Linked DNA regions of Mus musculus: region 1 is linked to region 2. The links are chromatin loops, found by intact Hi-C in ENCODE. Cell type or tissue: gastrocnemius. All regions are shown on one strand. Links, peaks and the distances in the headings refer to the core of each region. The heading gives the core; the rest is flanking DNA.

Region 1 (8,333 bases), core at 161-8,160, 79 kb after region 2:
AGGGTGATGAGGGCGGGGTGGGATAGAAAGACTCACTAGGAAGAATTCTTTCTCAGACCTAACTCAAGACGGTCAACAGGGCTGAGCAGCCAGAGTTGGGGGTGTCACAGTTGGAGGTGAGGTCATCTGAAGTCCACCAGGTCTTGTCTTGCCTGGAATGAAGGTTTTAGGCACTGGCACAGGCTGTGAACCAAATAGAAAGGGAGGCAGGTCTTTGAAAGCAAAGCCTAAAAGCTTTATTATTCACAGAAAGATGTCAAAGATATTAAAAATGCTTACCGAAAAAGACAAGGCTTCCCTAATATGCTCATGGCTACAGTGCTTGCCAGTGCTTAGCCCCAATCTTGTCAGCAGGAGTCTCCACCCAGAACTACGGTCGACAGCCTACGGAGTTTCCTTAATCTTTGATGTCCACTCAAGAAAGGCTGGATCCTTGATGCCACTCCAGAAAAAAAGCGTTTCAGGATGAGTTGGTATGAGCAGAGTTGGAGTTTATTCAAAATAGAAAGCCTGGAGAGGAATCCTGGGCTTAGTCATGTATTCCTCTCATCCCAGAATTTGGGAAGCAAAAGCAGGTGTAGGAGTTCAGGGCTGGCCTGGCCCACAGAGGGAGTGCAAGGTCAGCTAAAGCTACATAGTGAGACTCAGTCTCAACCCCACCCCAAATAAATAAAACCGGGAGAGGCGCTTCATTAGGAGTGAGAGCAAGGAGCCAAAGAGATGGACACTTGCTCTTCTTGTGAAGGACCATTCCATTCCATGGTCACCCCATGGGGGCTCAGGGCCATCTGTAACCTCAGTTCTAGGGGACCTGGTGCCCTCTTCTGACCTCTGCTGGCACTAGGAAAGAGTGTGGTACACATATAAGCATTCAGGCAAAATATTCATATCAAATAACATAAATTTTAAAAAATGTTTAAGAGTGAGACAGAGAAGGCATGGGAGGGAGAGGGAGAAGAGAGGGATGGCCGGTGTAGATGCAGAGGAGCATCTTCAGAGAGCAGCCTTCATTGCCAAGCCAAATCCCTGAGAAGTCTTGGACCATTCCTCAGAACAAGGGCAACACCTGATTTTATAACCCTGGGCGTTGGTAGGCAGTTTGACTTCTTGAGATTTAGTCCACCATAGTGTATGTGAGAAGGAGCACAGGGAAGCCAGGGACCATACATTGAAGCTATTATGACCCAGCATAGTCTGCTTCTTAACTCTGTCCCAGAGAGAGAGAGCTACAGGGAGGGAGGTGTGGCAAGACCCAGGCTAAGAGATTAGCTTTAAAGGGACAGGCCTGAGCTCTAAGTGAGGGTTTTAAATTTTTACTTATTTCTGAGACATGGGTCTCATAGATCAAAGCAGCATCAAATTCCTTATGTAGCTGAGAATAACCCTGAACTTCTGATCCTCCTGCCTCCACCTCCTGAGTGCTGGGATCACAGGTGTGCACCACCATGTGGTATTGGGGTCTGGCTTGGGTTTCTTCCATGCTAGGCAAGTACTCTACCGACTGAGCCGTATCACCAGTCTCACTTTGTTTTTTAATTTTTTTATTTTTTTATTATTAGTTAAAAAAACAAATGTGGGCTGGAGAGATGACTCAGAGGTTAAAAGTATTTTAACTTCCCGAGGAGTCGGGTTCAGTTCCCGGCACTCACATGGCAGCTCACAACCATCTGTAACTTCAGTTCCAGGGGATCCAACACCTCACACAGACATAGATACAGATATGCACATATAATACATATACATATAATACATACACAGCTTCACATATAATAAAAATAAATAGATAATTTTAAAACATGATCAGAGACTAGAAAGATGTCTCAGTGCTTAAGAGCATTTGCTGCTCTTCTAGAGGACCTGGGTTTGGTTCCCAGCACCCACATGGTGGCTCACAATCTCTAACTACCATCCCTGAGATCTGATGCCCTCTTCTGGCCTCACATATGGCTCATTGACAGACATGCAGGCAATACATCTACACTCATAAAATAAAAGTAAATAAATAAATCTAAGAAAGTTAATTAGCATACTAGTATTAGGTTTTGTCTTAGTTCCTTCTCTATTGCCGTGAAGAGATACTATGACCAAGGCTACTTATAAACGAAAGATTTTAATTTTAATTCCAGAGAGTAGCACAGCTTATGCCCACCATGACAGGAAATATGGCAGCAGGCAGACGCGGTACTAGAAGAGTACTTTCATCTGATCCTCAACCAGGAGGCAAAAGGAGGAAGAGAGGAGAAGGGGTGGGGGGAAGAGAGAGAGAGAAAGAGGGAGGAGAAAGATAGGTAGATAAATAGACCGATAGACAGACAGACAGATAGATATATATAGAGAGAGGAATGATGCAGGCTTTAAAATCTCAAAGCCCACTCCTCCAACAAGACCACACCTCCTCACCCTCCTCAGGGACCAAACATTCAAACACATGAATCTGGGGGGTGGGCATTCTCTTTCAGACCATTCTCCCTTTTTGTTGTTGTTTGTTTGTTTTGTTTTTAAGGTACAGTCTTAATTTATAGCCTAGGCTGTCCTGAAACTCATGTAGCTCGTATTGGCCTTGAATTTGCCATTTCCTCCTGCCTCCATCTTCTGAGTGCTGGGATTATAGGTGTGTGCCACCACACAGGCTTATTCAGTGCTTGGGATGGCCATATTTTGTGGGGGGGGGGGGGGAATCTCTATATGTATCCAGTTGGCCTGTAAATAGTGGCAGTCTACAGCCTCAGCATCCCAAGTGCTAGGGTTGCATCTGGCTCCACCTGATGATTTTTGATGCACATTGAAACCAATGGTTCAAAGTACTTGGGACAACACCTTCTCCACCTGACAAGTTGGCAAAAAAAAAAAAAAAAAAAAAAAAAAAAAAAAAAAAGTTATCCACCTTGAGGGTATAACAGCGCATGCTTCATGTGAGGCCAGCCTTGAAGTGCCTTTCTGTCTTTCTCAGCCATGATGGCAGTGCAGGAAGGATTTGGCTTTGGAACTATGTGTCCTTGGACAAGCCCAGAAAGCGATAAGGTTTCATACTTAAATCTTAAAGCCCAGCTTCTTCTCATTTCGGGTTAAGAAGACGTGGAATTGGAAATGAGGCACTCAGAAGGTGCCGGGTCGGGTGGTCCAGTCCAGGTTGTTACAGTGTGTTCTCTGCGGCTTCTCCCTCACTGCAAGGCTCTTGCAGCTTGTTCCCATTATTCAAGGACAGAGCCTCCCACCCTGCCTCCTCTTCAGAAAGAACAAAGAGGCCTGGGTGCTTAAGATGCTGGGCCCTTGGGCCTGCTCTCCTTCCTTTGACAACAGAGCCCTCAGCCCAGGTCTCTGCTTCAGCCGATTTTTTTTCTGATTCCTAAGTTCTTTCTGGGTAGTGATTGGGCCTGTGCATCTTACCCTCCTGGCAATTGGAAGTGCCTAGCCTATGGTTAAGAGCCCAGTGCATGATAGGCCCTGACACTGCTGTTACTACTCTCTATCAAATGGGGAAGAGGAGGGGAACTGCATTCTGGGTGGGGGAAGGGATATTAGGGTTGTCTACACAACCTACTGCAGTCTAAAAAACCCACACTGCACATGAATAGCATTATTATTATGAAATATAATGTGGCATTGGGTGGGAGTACCTGGCAGGCCCATGCCAAGACATCCCCTGAAAAATCACACCATGTGTCAGACCTGGTATAAGGGGGGGTTATTTTGGGGGAGAAGGGAGGGACATGAGGACCTGGAGAAGTGGCAGAGGAAGATAGACAGAAGAAGAGCCACGAGGGCAGGGAAGCAGGGACAGAGATGAACAGAAAGAGAAGCAGGCCAGAAACACATGGAAATGAGGGGGAGGGGGAGGGGGAGGGGGAGAGGGAGAGGGAGAGGGAGAGGGAGGAGAGCTGGGGTGGCAGAGTCCTTTTTCTGTGTCACCTGATCCTGGTGGCAGGTAATGGCGACAGATGATGTAAGCCACTCCTATGTCCCTGGAAGGAGTTGAACAGAATTGCCTGTAAGCCAACAACCACTCCACAGCCTGGAACCCCAGGCTGGGTTAAAAGGGAGGAGGAAGCAGTGGCTGACCCCAGCTTCCCCCACTTTCCTAACTGAGGGGACCGAGGGACCAGCTGCCCTCATGCCTTCCCTGTCACAAGGGACTGTGGACCTCAGACTGGGAGCCAAAGCATGCCCCTCTCACCTTATGCAGGTTCCACTGGGCACTTTGTCACAGCAATGAGACAGGTAACCATGACAGGGTGTCCTGAAAAAGTGTTCTCCCTTCCACGGGCTTGTTTACCTTCTGACAAGTGACTCCCAAGAGATGTGTCCTGCTGAGTGGGAACTTAGCTGAGAACCTGGCAAGAGGTCACAGCTGAACTATCATCACAGGACACTTGCTGCCCAAGGCAGGGGTGGCTGTCATTTTACCCTACAGGGCACATGTCGAGCCTGACTCTCTCTACTCAAGTGTTTTGGCCCTGACTGGAACTAGAAGTCAGTCGGAGAGAGTTCATTGCCCCCTTGGCAGAGGCTGTCAGCTGTCATAGGCTGTAGAGGAGGGTATTAAATTCCTGGCTCTGGGAGCGGGGCCTAAGAACTCATCTGAAGAAAATAGTGGTGGCAAAAGGGACAGCACTTGAGCCACCTGACTTCACCTTGTCTCATAGGGATATTGATGGCTTTCCAGAGAGGACCAACTTCATAGACATGTGACCTGGGAGTCACACAGGCTGCATGCACTGCGGAGGACCTTGTGCTTGATTTAATATCTTGCTGATGCCATCTTACAATTCTCTCTCTCACCCCTACCTCCCCTCATGTGTGTGTGTGTGTGTGTGTGTCTGTCTGTGTGTGTGTCTGTGTGTGTGCGTGCGCTCGCTCACACAGGATAGAGGACAAGCTTGGTTGTCAGGCTGCCATTCCTCAGGAACTGTCTTTGTAGGATAGGTTGGCTGAGAGCCAGCCCTGGTGCCTGCCTGTCGCCTCTCAGGTTCAGGGATTACATGTGCCTGTTGCCCCACCCAGCACTTTCACTTGGGTGCTGGGCAACTAGACCAGGTCCCTATGCTTACAAGACGAGCACTATACAAAGGGAGCCATCTTCCCGGACCCCCACCTTACTCCTCCTTTCTCTCCTAGCAGAGTGAATGTAGATTTACTAAGGAAATGTGAGAGGCCTTGAGAGTGGGGGGGGGGGGGTTCCAAAAAGGACACTGCTATTTTATAATTCTTAAAATTTATATTTTCTCTCTATTTCTTGGTGTTTTTTTTTTTTGGAGGGGGAGGGGGTAAGATCTCATGTAATCCAGGCTTGATTCAAACTCAAGTGACAGCTGGCCTTGTATCCCTGATCCTCCTGTCTCTATATCCCAAATTCTGGGATTTCAGGCCTGTGCCACCATACCCAGGTAATACTTTCTATTTAACGTGGGCTTGGTTACTCCCATGTGATGATGCAATGTAAGTGCCAACAAAGGTCTGTGCCTCTCACATGTCTGCCGTTTCTGGGTGTGTCATTTGCTTAGAGCATTTGTGATGTCCCATGAGCCCTGACTTCGGCAAACTCCTGACTGCCAGGAGTCCAGTAAAGCAAGAGGGAAACCTGAAGCCAGGTACAGTGGTGTAAGCCTTTGATCCCAGTGCCCAGGAGCTGGAGGCTGGGGAACCAGGGGCCCAAGGCCATCCATTACATAATGAGTCAATGGCCAACCATAGGGGACAAAAAGAAGGGGAGGAGGTGGGGAGAAGGAAGAAGAGTGAGTGCAAAGTAAGCATAGAGCAACCACATGGTGGCTCACAACCATCTGTAATGGGGTCTGATACTCTCCTCTGGTGTGTCTGAAGACAGTGACAGTGTACTTGTTTTATATATATAATAAAATCTTTAAAGTAAAAAAAGAAAGAAAATTTTTGAAATGTAAAAATTATTTGTACAAATGTGTATGTGTACATGGATGGGTGTATATATATATGCATGCATGTGTGTGTACATGTATATATGCATTCCCCATAGCTGGGATTGAAAGTGTGGATCACCATGTGTAGATTTTTCTTTTCTTTTCTTTTCTTTTCTTTTCTTTTCTTTTCTTTTCTTTTCTTTTCTTTTCTTTTCTTTTTTCTTTCCTCCTCCTCCTCCTCCTCCTCCTCCTTCTTCTTCTTCTTCTTCTTCTTCTTCTTCTTTTTTTCCGAGATAGGGCTTCTCTGTATAGCCCTGGCTGTCCTGTAACTCACTCTGTAGACCAGGCTGGCCTCCAACTCAGAAATCTGCCTGCCTCTGCCTCCCAAGTGCTAGGATTAAAGGGGTGCGCCACCACTGCCCCACAGATTTTTTTTTTAAATGTCTGACTTCTGAACATTTAGCTCAGAGCCTCAGGCCTGCAAGGCAAGCACTGTATTGACCAAGCCACATCCCCAGCCCTAAAGAAAGTATTTTGAGGATCAAGAAACAACCACGAAGCATTCTCAGATCCTTTCTACTGTGCCATCCTGTCTCTTGTGCAGATGAATAGGAAGGAAGAGAAAGTTTGTGCAATGCACAGTTCCCTGGCCTTCAGTCTCTCCTTACTCAGCTTAGAGACAAAAGTCAGAGTGTGGGGACAGTGTACACACATCCTGAACTGAAAAACAAAGACCAACAACAGAAAGCTGTTCTCCGTGGCCTGGTGTGATTAGAGGTGTCTTTGTCTACTGCAATTATGCATGTGTTTGGGATGGAAGACTGGGGGAGGGGTGTGTGTGTGTGTGTGCGTGTTGTGTGTGTGTGTGTGTGTGTGTGTGTGTGTGAGTGAAATGAGACACATATGCATGTATACGAGAAAGCCTGCACTATAGCATTTTTAAACAAAGGTTCAGAAAGGATTAGAGAACCCTATTCTTCCATCTCTTCCATTCACTGGGAAGAGACTAGACTCAATGGGGAAAGAGCTGTATTGGAAAGGTAGCTAATGAAGGAATCCCCATTTGGGAAGCTTGCACTTGACCTGTGGGTGGTGGATCTTGATCAAAGCAGGAGTGTTGTGAAGGTTTTACATGTGTAGGATGGGGCTAAAGATGCTGTGCTTGAGGGAGGAAAGAACGTGAGGAGAGTGGCAGAAATGTGAAGGGCCTTGGATAACCTAGAGGGTGTGATGATATCTCTTAGGCTACTCTCTTTCTTTCTTTCTTTCTTTCTTTCTTTCTTTCTTTCTTTCTTTCTTTCTTTCTTTCTTTCTTTCTTTCTTTTTCTTTCTCTTCCTTATTTTTAACTTCAATTTTTAAAAAATTGAGACGAAGCCTCCTGTAGCCAGGGCTGATCTTGAACTCACTATGCTGGATAACCATAAACTTGTGATTCTCCTTCTCCACCTCATGAGGGCTGAAATGACAGGCATGGACCACCACCCCAGATTTGGTGGGGGAAGCATTCTGCCGTAGCACCAATGTGGAAGTCAGAAGACAATTTGCAAAAGCTGGTTTTCTTCTTCTGCCATGTGAGTCCCAAGGAATGAATTCAGGTCACCTGGCTTGGTGGTGAGTGCCTTTACCCACTGAGCCATCTCACAGGTCCTCAGAGAACAACTTTTGATGGTCATTTCTTTCCTACCACCAAGGATTCTAGGAATCAAATTCAGGTCATCAGGTGTGGTGGTTTGTATATGCTTGGCCCAGGGAGTAGCACTATTAGGAGGTGTGGCCTTGTTGAAGTAGATGTGGCCTTGTTGGAGGAAGTTTGTCACTGTGGGTGTGGGCTTTAAGACCCTCAGTTTAGCTGCCTGAAAGTCAGTCTTCTCCTGTTTGCTTTCAGAACAAGATATTGAACTCTCAACTCCTCCTGCACTATGCCTGCCTGGATGCTGCCATGCTCCAACTTGATGATAACAGACTGAACCTCTGAACCTGTAAACCAGCACCAATTAAATGTTGTCCTTATAAGAGTTGCCTTGGTCATGGTGTCTGTTCACAGCAGTAAAACCCCAACTTAGACATCAGACTTGCATGTCAAGTGCTTTTACCCACTGAGCCATCGGCCCTTAAGCTGTAATTCATCATAGCCACAAGAAGTGGCTCTTATACTGTGACAGCAGTAGCCAGAGCATTAATATTTTTGTATTCATTCCTCAAATCCCAGTTGCTATAAGAGGGCATGTAAAAGCCAAATAATTGTACATGTACTGGGTCACATAACAAGAGCTGACCCCCAAGTTTAAGGTCCCCAGGCTTCTGTAAAGTTCAGTAAGCCTACTTCAATATGATGGTTGGATGAGAATGGCCACACGGGCTCACACATTTAGACGTTTGATCCCCAGTTGGCAGAACTGTTTTGGAAGGATTAGGAGGTATGGCCTTGTTGGAGGAGGTGTGTCACTGGGGGTGGGCCT
Region 2 (8,333 bases), core at 238-8,237:
CAGAACTGAAGCCAGGACTTCATACATGCCGAGCATGTAGAGTATCCTCCCCCTAAGCTACACTCTTAGCCTCCTAGTGTCCACTTTAGCTGGGAGAAGAAGGCCAGGATGTGAGCATCAGGAAACAGATTCATCCTTTGGGCCTCTGTGAGTGTCAGGTCTCTGGGGTCAAGTACAGAAAGCTGACCCCGGGTGGGCTGGGTAGGAATTGAGGTGCTCTATCAATACTTGGGACCCCTTTCCTCCACTCCCATTCTGCAGTTTAACTTTGATCTTCTTTGGGCTGTGTAGCTTTCAACCTGAAATCGCATCTAGCATGACTCTCGGACTGTCTGCACCACATTGTGGTTTCTTGGTTGAGAGGTGGGCCTGAGTTCTGAGCCTCGGTTTCCTTTTCTGTAAAATAGGATATGGCATCATCAGAAGGGTTGGGTTAGAGACCACATGTAGAGCCCAGCACACGACATGTGGAGGGGGCTCAGCCGACATTGCTGCTGCTAGACAGTTCTTTGTAAAGAAGAGATGATGAGTCCTCGTGGCCCCAGAAGCTGCGGTGACCCTGCTTCAGAGTCCCTGAGCCCTGCTCTGCCGTCTGCAGTTGTAGCTGCTATTTCTAAAGCACCATGTTTGTGTGCGTCTGCCTTTCCTGTAGGGTCCCTCAAGTGACTAGTGGTTCCTAGGGCCTGCCACAGAGCTTAGTAGTTCCTTAGAATCAAAGACAACAGGAAAATGAGTTTAGAGTTCTAAAGGACCCCTTTGTCCTAGTCACCCTGAATGGTCAACTTGACACAGCCTAGGGTCATGAGAGAGGAAAACCTTGATTGAGGAATTGTCCTTATGAAACTGGCTCGCTGACTTGGGGGAATGTCTTGATTATTAATTGATTTTAGGGGGCCCAGCCCACTGTGGGTGGTACCACCCCAAGCCAGAGGGAAATGGGATGTATGAGAAAGCTAGAGAATGGTCTGGAGACCTTTAGTAATCAGGAGTACTTGCTGCTCCTCCAGAGGATCCTGGCTCCCATTTGGGAGCTCACAACCTTCTGTAATTCTCCTCCTAGGGGATCCCATGTATAAACAGACAGACAGACAGACATCTTACAACCATCTGTAATTCTCATCCCATATATATTATAAACAGACGGACAGACAGACAGACAGACATCTTACAACAATCTGTAATTCTCCTCCTAGGGGATCCCATGTATAAACAGACAGACAGACAGACATTTCACAACCATCTGTAATTCTCATCCCAGGGGATCCCATGTATATTATAAATAGACAGACAGACAGATAAATAAGTAAATAAGTAAGTAAGTAAGTAAGTAAATAAATAAATAAATAGGCACCCAATGTCTGCAGGCTTTAACAAAGGAAAAAGGCTAGTTAAGCCTGTGAGGTAGCCAGAGAGTGAACCAGCATCAGCGTTCTACTGTGGTTCTTGCTTTGAGGTTCCTGGCTACAGTCCCTACCCTGACTTTCCTTACTGATGGAGTGTGATGTTGTAAGAAATAGACCCTTTCCTCCTCTGAGTTTTGGACCGAGTATTTTGTCAAAGCAACAGAAAGAAAAGGAGGACACCTTTAAAATAGCCATAAGCATGGAAGGCCTTAGAGATTCTGGGGCCGCCTGCCCAGTGCTGCCAAAATGACTGGGGCTGTTGAGTACTTAGAAATCAAGCCCAGCGTCGTCTGTAGGACCCTCCGCCAAGGCTTGAAAAGGGGGAGTACTCTGAGAAGGCCTAGGAGTCAAAGAAGACAGAGGCCAGAAGAAAACTTCATGAGGTGGTGTCTTTCCTCCAGTCAATATGGCTACCTCAGAGGCTCCCAAGAGAAGCTGAAGAAATTTAAGTACCGAGGCAAAGAAATGTCTTTGCAGCAGCAACAGAGGATTGCTTCCAGCCTACAACTCTGGAAGACTAGGAAATATAAGCAGGTGCTAAAGAGAAGAAATATCGATCTATTCTTCAGTGACATGGTTTCTCAAGCACTAGTCAAAAAGGCCAACTTCACTCTGGACGACATCATCCAAGGGGTGAATAGTTTGGATATGATGCTGCGTTTCCAGGCCACCAAGGCTGCCAGGGAAATGCTATCTCAGGAAAATAACCCTCCTCTAAATTTGATTATTGAGGCCAGGCCCATCCCCAAGCTGGTAGATGTCCTGAAGGCGACACCTTTCCACAACCTGTAGTTCGAGGCGGCATGGGCACTCACTAAACCACCTCAGAAACTGCAGAGCAGACCCAAGCTGTTATGAAAGGGGGTACCACTCAGCCCCTGATTGAACTCCTCTGTTCCCCTCACCTGACTGTGTCTGAGCAGGCAGTGTGGGTCCTTGGGAATATCGCTGGTGACTGTGCAGAATTCAGAGACAATGTCATTTCCAATACTGCCATCCCGCACCTGATCAACCTTATTTCAAAAAACATACTAGTCACATCTCTTCGGAACGTCACATGGACTTTGGCCAACTTATGCCGAAACTAAGATCCACATCCTTATGAGGAGGCACTGAGGCAGATGCTAGCGACCCTCTGTCAGCTCCCGCTGCATCATGATAATGAGATTCTTTCAGATATCTGCTGGGCCCTGGCCTACCTGACTGAGGGTAGCAAAGAGTTCGTCCATCACGTGGTGACCACCGACATCCTGCCCGGGCTTGTAGAACTTAGGACCGGCTCAGAACTCAGTGCCTTGTCTCCACACTATAGGCAGCCTTGTGGCTGGAGCAGATGAGCAGACCCAAATGGCCATCGATGCTGGCATGCAGAAGGTGTTGGGCCAGGTCCTGAAGCACCCAAAGTCCTTCATCCAGATGCTGGCTGCCAGGACCATGAGCAACATGGCTGCTGGGCCCAGGCATCACATCCAGCAGCTGGCTTTGTGTAACTTGCTGCCTCTCTTGGTAGACCTACTAAGGAATGCAGAATTAAAAGTCCAGAAAGAGATTGTGTGCACCGTGGCTAACATGGCAACAGGGACCACTCAGGAATCTCGGAGCCAATGCTGAGTCTGCTCATTGCCCCAGACATGGAGGTTGTCACTGTCATCCTTGACATCATTTCTCATCTTCTCCAGGTAGACAATCTACAGGAGAAGAAAAGGCTGTGTTTTCAGATAGGGGAAGTTGGTGGCTTTGAAACAATGAAGTCCCTAAGCACCAGCACAACACTTACATCAGCAATGGTGCCCTGGACATCATTGCAAAATATTTATATGAGGACAAAGACAATGACAGTTTACCCAGGCCTGGGCTGAGAGTGTGAATACATGGAGAACTAAGGCATCTCACACACCATATTTCAGCCGGAGTACAGATCAGTCATGGACTTCCACACAGACCACGTGTGACATCCACATTGGTCTCAGGTGGCAGTGCAGATCTTGGACATCAGCTGAGCCCTCTGCCACAGCAAGAACCACGGACAGCATCATAGCCCTCCACAGCAGCACAGGCCAGTGACGTCAACATGGCTTCAGGGGGCAGCACAGACCAGACACAGTGATAACACAGGCCACAGACATTAATACCTCCCCCAGCTGCAGCAGGACCAGGGACCCAAGCACAGCCCCGGGCGGCAGTGGTCAAATATGCATACATGGCAAAGGTTTTTTTTTTTTACCAGCTGAGGAATCTAACTGGGTAGGGACTTTGTTTTTTTGTTTTTGTTGCTGTTGTTAATCTTTTTTGTTAGTCTGGGTCTTTTGATCGAGGAATTGAGATTATTAATATACAGTTATTAAAAAACAAAAAGGAAGAAATCAAGCCCAGAGCTAATGGCTCTGGTTCAGGTTGGCTTTCTGGGAAGGGACATCTGGGGACATGGGTAGAGGAATGAGGAGGCATTAGGACTGCAGGAACTGAATGGAAACACTTGGCCTTTGGGGCCAGGCACATGCAGGGAGCAGCTGTTCTGTGACTGGCCAACCAAGAGCCTGGCCTTGCCTTGGCTGACCGCCATTGAAGCCGCTTGTTGGGAACGTGGCTGCGGCATGCTGGGAAGGCAAGTGCTGGTCCATGGGGTGGTCACATGGAGGGCTTTGCTGATCTCTGACACTGGATAGCCTTCCTAGCCTGGTGCCAGGCACTGGGACACAGAGCTCTCTGGACTTGAGCCAGGGCATGGATTGCCAGGCACTGGGAGAACACCCCCCAGAGAGGAGCCCCCACCACCTAGGAGAAAAAGAAAGAGAAGAAACCAATGGTTAGTGTAGGAGGGCTGCTGTGTTCACCATGGTTCATGTTTCTCCACATCGAGGGTCTCCCCTGAGATGGCTGCCACTTCTTCAGCTGCTCTGTGGCTCCCAGAGGCAAGGACAGAGGTTAAAGTCTGTTGTGGATAGCCCTGGGGCTAATTATATTTGATGTTATTCCAATCTTCCTGTGAGGGGTTTCGAACAAGGAATGAGTCAGCACTCAGGTGATTTCCTGTAACCTCTTTCCCACCTTAATTTGTAAAACAAAGGAGAGCTGATGATTGGGCAGATAAAAGGGAAGGTGGAGCGGAAGGTGGGGGAGAGAAGAAGGAGAAAATGAAAGAGGGAGAGGACGCAGAGCAGAAGCACATGGCTTGGAATCTAAGGGATAGATGTGAAAGATGGTAGTGTATCAGTAGATCTGCCCAATCTAGGTGCACAGCATGTATTCATATTAACTGAGTCGTGTTTTCATTGCCGGGGCATATTTGGGATGGAGAGAATTACCGCAACAACAGTCTTCTTGCTCTATGTCAGACAGACTTGTGGTCAAGTCTCAGCTGTTCTCTTACCAGGTGTGTTATGCTGACTGATCCTAGCTCTCCAAGACGTCTCAGTAAAATGACAGGAGTGCTAACTAGTATAGCCACCTTCAGTATCATGGGGGTTGGATCCAGGAACCCCTGCCAATATCAAATCCAGGAAGGCTCAAGTCTCTGGAGAGATAGATGGCTCAGCAGTTAAGAGAACTGGCTGCTCTTTCAAAGAACCTGGATTTGGCTCCCAGCATTCACTTAGCAGCTAACAACTGCCTATAACTTCTATTTCAGGGGATTTGACACCTCTTCTGGCCTTTGAGGACATTACATATACATGGTGCATGGCATTCGTGTAGGCAAACCACTGATGTACATAAAATAAAATAAACTTAAAAAAAACAACAACCTCCATCAGATTGACTTGCGGGCATGCATGTGAAGGCATTTTTTTGATTGTTAATTAATAAAGGATTACGCAGCCCACTATGGGCGGTGTCATCCCTAAACAAGTAGGTCTAGGTTATATGAGATAGCTACTGAGCAAGCCAGAGAAAAGATGTCAGTAGGCAGCATTTCTGTCTCCAGTTTCCTGCCTCCAGTTTCCTGTCTCTAGGTTCCTCCCTTGTGTTTCTGCCAGGGTTTCCCTCAACAATGCCCTGTAACTTGTAAGATAAAATAAACCCCTTCCTTCCCAAGTTGCTTTTGGTCAGTGTTTTATCACTGCAACCGGAAGCAAATCAGTGCAGACAGATCTCCCTGCATAGCCCAGACTGGACTCAAACTCCAGGGACTCTCTTGCCTTTAGGGCCCCCATGTATTTGGGTTGTAGGTATTTGCCACCATGCCTGGCCCAGATAGAAAACAGACAGGGTGACAGCTCTCTCTCGGGGAAAGGACGTATTGGGCTTTATCTTGAGCTTCCTAGAGCTCACAGTCAGTCAGAGATGAAGTGTGACAGATGTCACAGCAGTGGAGGAGCATTTGGAAAGAGCTGTGTCAGGTGTTGGGAACAGCCTGGGGGAGACAAAGAAGTGCTGGACTGACTCCCAGCTGCCTCCTGCTGCCCTTGCTGGCCTTCCCCCTGGAAGCATCAGCTAATGGGCCACTGAGAAGTTAGGAAGCTGAGTTGTTAGGCTTGGAGGTCGAATTCTTTTAGTTTCCTTGAGGTTTTGAGGTCAGGATAGGAAGTTGCTGTAGGTTGAAAAATGTAAAACCTGAGGCCAGGCATGGTGGCACAGGCCTTTAACCCCAGCACATGGGCAGCAGAAGCAGGGGGATCTTTTTGAGCTCAAGGTCAGTTGGGTTGACATAGTAGGTTTCTGGCCAGCTAGAGATACACAGTGAGAACCCATCTTGGGAAAAGAAAGAAAGAAAGAAAGAAAGAAAGAAAGAAAGAAAGAAAGAAAGAAAGAAAGAAAGAGAGAAAGAAGAGAAGAGAAGAGAAGAGAAGAGAAGAGAAGAGAAGAGAAGAGAAGAGAAGAGAAGAGAAGAGAAGAGAAGAGAAACAAGCCTGCATAGATATCTGGCAAAGGATCATATAATAAGATGTGCACTGGAGCTAGGAAAATGGCTAAGTGACTGGCGTGCTGGCAGAGCAGGAGATGACCTAAGTTCCAGTTCCATAACCTGTTTTAAAAAAAAAAACAAAACAGGATGTAGTGTTTGACGTTTGCAATGCCGGTCAGTGCTGGGTAGGACTGGCAAGGTGGATCCTCGGAGATCCTCTGCCTCTTAGCCTACTTGACAAGCTTCAGACAGATGAGAGACCGTGTCTCGAAACCAAAGTGGACAGTGTTCTGAGGAATGGCATTGAAGTTGACCTTTGGCCTACACACACACACACACACACACACACACACACACACACATGCACACAAGAATGCTTCTCTTAGCGGTTTTATAAAGGCAGCTGTACTACAGTAAACAGACAGAGCCCTGACCTTGGAGGAAGGAGCTGTATGCTGTCTGGTTCCACTTACCGTCCCTATCCGGTAAGTGAGCAAACCACTTTGAGCCTGTGTATCTTTGTCCATAAACTGGTGGGGGTTGGGGGGCAAGAACAACTACCTTCTAAGGTAGTGGTAGGGTCGCATATAGTTCACAAGAGACAAAGGTCAAAAGATGAACAAGCAGATACATGCTGTTTACCCAGGAATCTAAGAGTCAGGATAAAATCAGTTGGTCTTCTAAACAGTGGGATGCTAAAAAGAGCAAACACCATAAAGGTTTTAAAGACTTATGGTGCCTGGCTTGTGGCACCTATCTGTAATCCCAGTGTTTGGGAAGCAGAGGCAAGAAGAGTACAAGATCAAGGTTAATAACCTCAGATACACATATTGGATGCTAGCCTGAGCCGCACGAGACCTTGTCTCAAACAAATAGGAAAAAAAAAAAAAAAAGACTAACACTTATTGAGCCTTCACTGTATGTAGGCATGATAGACATATCTCATTTAATCTCATAAATGAGTAAGTATCACTTGGTAAGATTCTCTTATCCCATTTTATTATTTTACTTTTTATCGTTGTTGTATAAGAGAAAGTCTCACTCTGGAGCCCAGGCTGGTCTGAAACTCACTATGTAGCCCCAGGTCGAACTTGTAGCAGTCCTCCTGCCTCAACCTCTCAAGTGCTGGGATTTCATAAACAATCTTCTCAAACCCATCTTGTAGATGAAAACTGAGGCAGAGAGAAAGGAAGTGACTCACCCCAAGTCCCCAAACAGTCCACGCCCAGATGTTCAGGTGCAGAGCACATTTCTTTTTTCAGTTCTAAAGGACTGTGTATACTATCTCAATTAAAGGGAGCCACAGAGGCTGTGGCCATAACTCCGCTAGTAGAATGCCTTCATAGCATGTACCGAGCCCTGGTTTACTATCAGGTGCCACGTAAACTGGCAATGGTGGCATGAACCCCTAATTCCACTCTCAAGGTCAGCTCAAGGTCATCCTTGGCTACATAGTGAATTTGAGGCCAGCCTGGGGTACCTGAGACTCTGTCTCACGAAGACTCTGTTATTTCCAGGTGGCAGGTGTGGAGCTAATGCACACAAAGGTAACTTCAAGATGACAAACTAGCGATAGTTGGTGTTAAGACTCCAACTCAGTGCCCTCCGTGAGCCACCACGCGAATGCTGTCCTTTAAATACTTCTGTAATAGCTGCTTAGGTTTGGAAAGAGTTCCTCGCTCACAGTAAGCTGGTAGAGTAACCAGCTATGCTGTGATGACCCACAAGTGATGTCTACTGGTCATTCTGAGCAATGCAGACAGGGCGGAGCAGGCTGTAATGGAAATCTCAAGGACATTGCTGTAGTAGGGGTAGAAAATCTGTTCTGAATGAGCCGCCCCAACTACAAGCTTTGGTGGCGAATGTTACCTTACACTTCTGAATAGCATTTGTGGTGTAGGAGTTCATCAACAGGAAATGTGGCCAGGCTGATGAACTGAGGCAGGAGAACTGCTGGGAGTTCAAGGCCAGTTTGGACTAAATGGAGAGACTGGGTCAGAAGAGGCATAAGGGGGTTCAAAACAAAGAAGAGGAAGAAGGAAGGAGAGGAGAGGAGAGGAGAGGAGAGGAGAGGAGAGGAGAGGAGA

The links. Peaks named below come from ENCODE experiments on the same cell type or tissue, not always from the same donor. Only the 100,000 strongest peaks of a DNase experiment are listed, where the experiment ranks them.
Region 1: it touches region 2 in a loop (7-fold over the local background); 2 of 42 quality-filtered maps call a loop at or near these places.

What each region holds. Positions count from the first base shown.
Region 1 is chr6:82,803,321-82,811,653 of GRCm38, reverse strand. Gm38843 (a long non-coding RNA gene) reads left to right here and starts at 6,475. Exons shown (of 3, transcript XR_869196.1): 1 at 6,475-6,650; 2 at 7,329-7,485; 3 at 7,760-7,794. In gastrocnemius, for the core only: a CTCF peak has its summit at 4,564; a DNase peak (open chromatin) is centred at 4,932; H3K27ac peaks cover 2,898 bases.
Region 2 is chr6:82,882,197-82,890,529 of GRCm38, reverse strand. It overlaps the pseudogene Gm6312. Among named protein-coding and RNA genes, the nearest start is that of 2310069B03Rik, 4.5 kb to the right of the region's middle. In gastrocnemius, for the core only: no CTCF peak of the experiment used is centred there; DNase peaks (open chromatin) are centred at 3,490, 3,964 and 5,781; H3K4me3 peaks cover 288 bases; H3K27ac peaks cover 3,663 bases.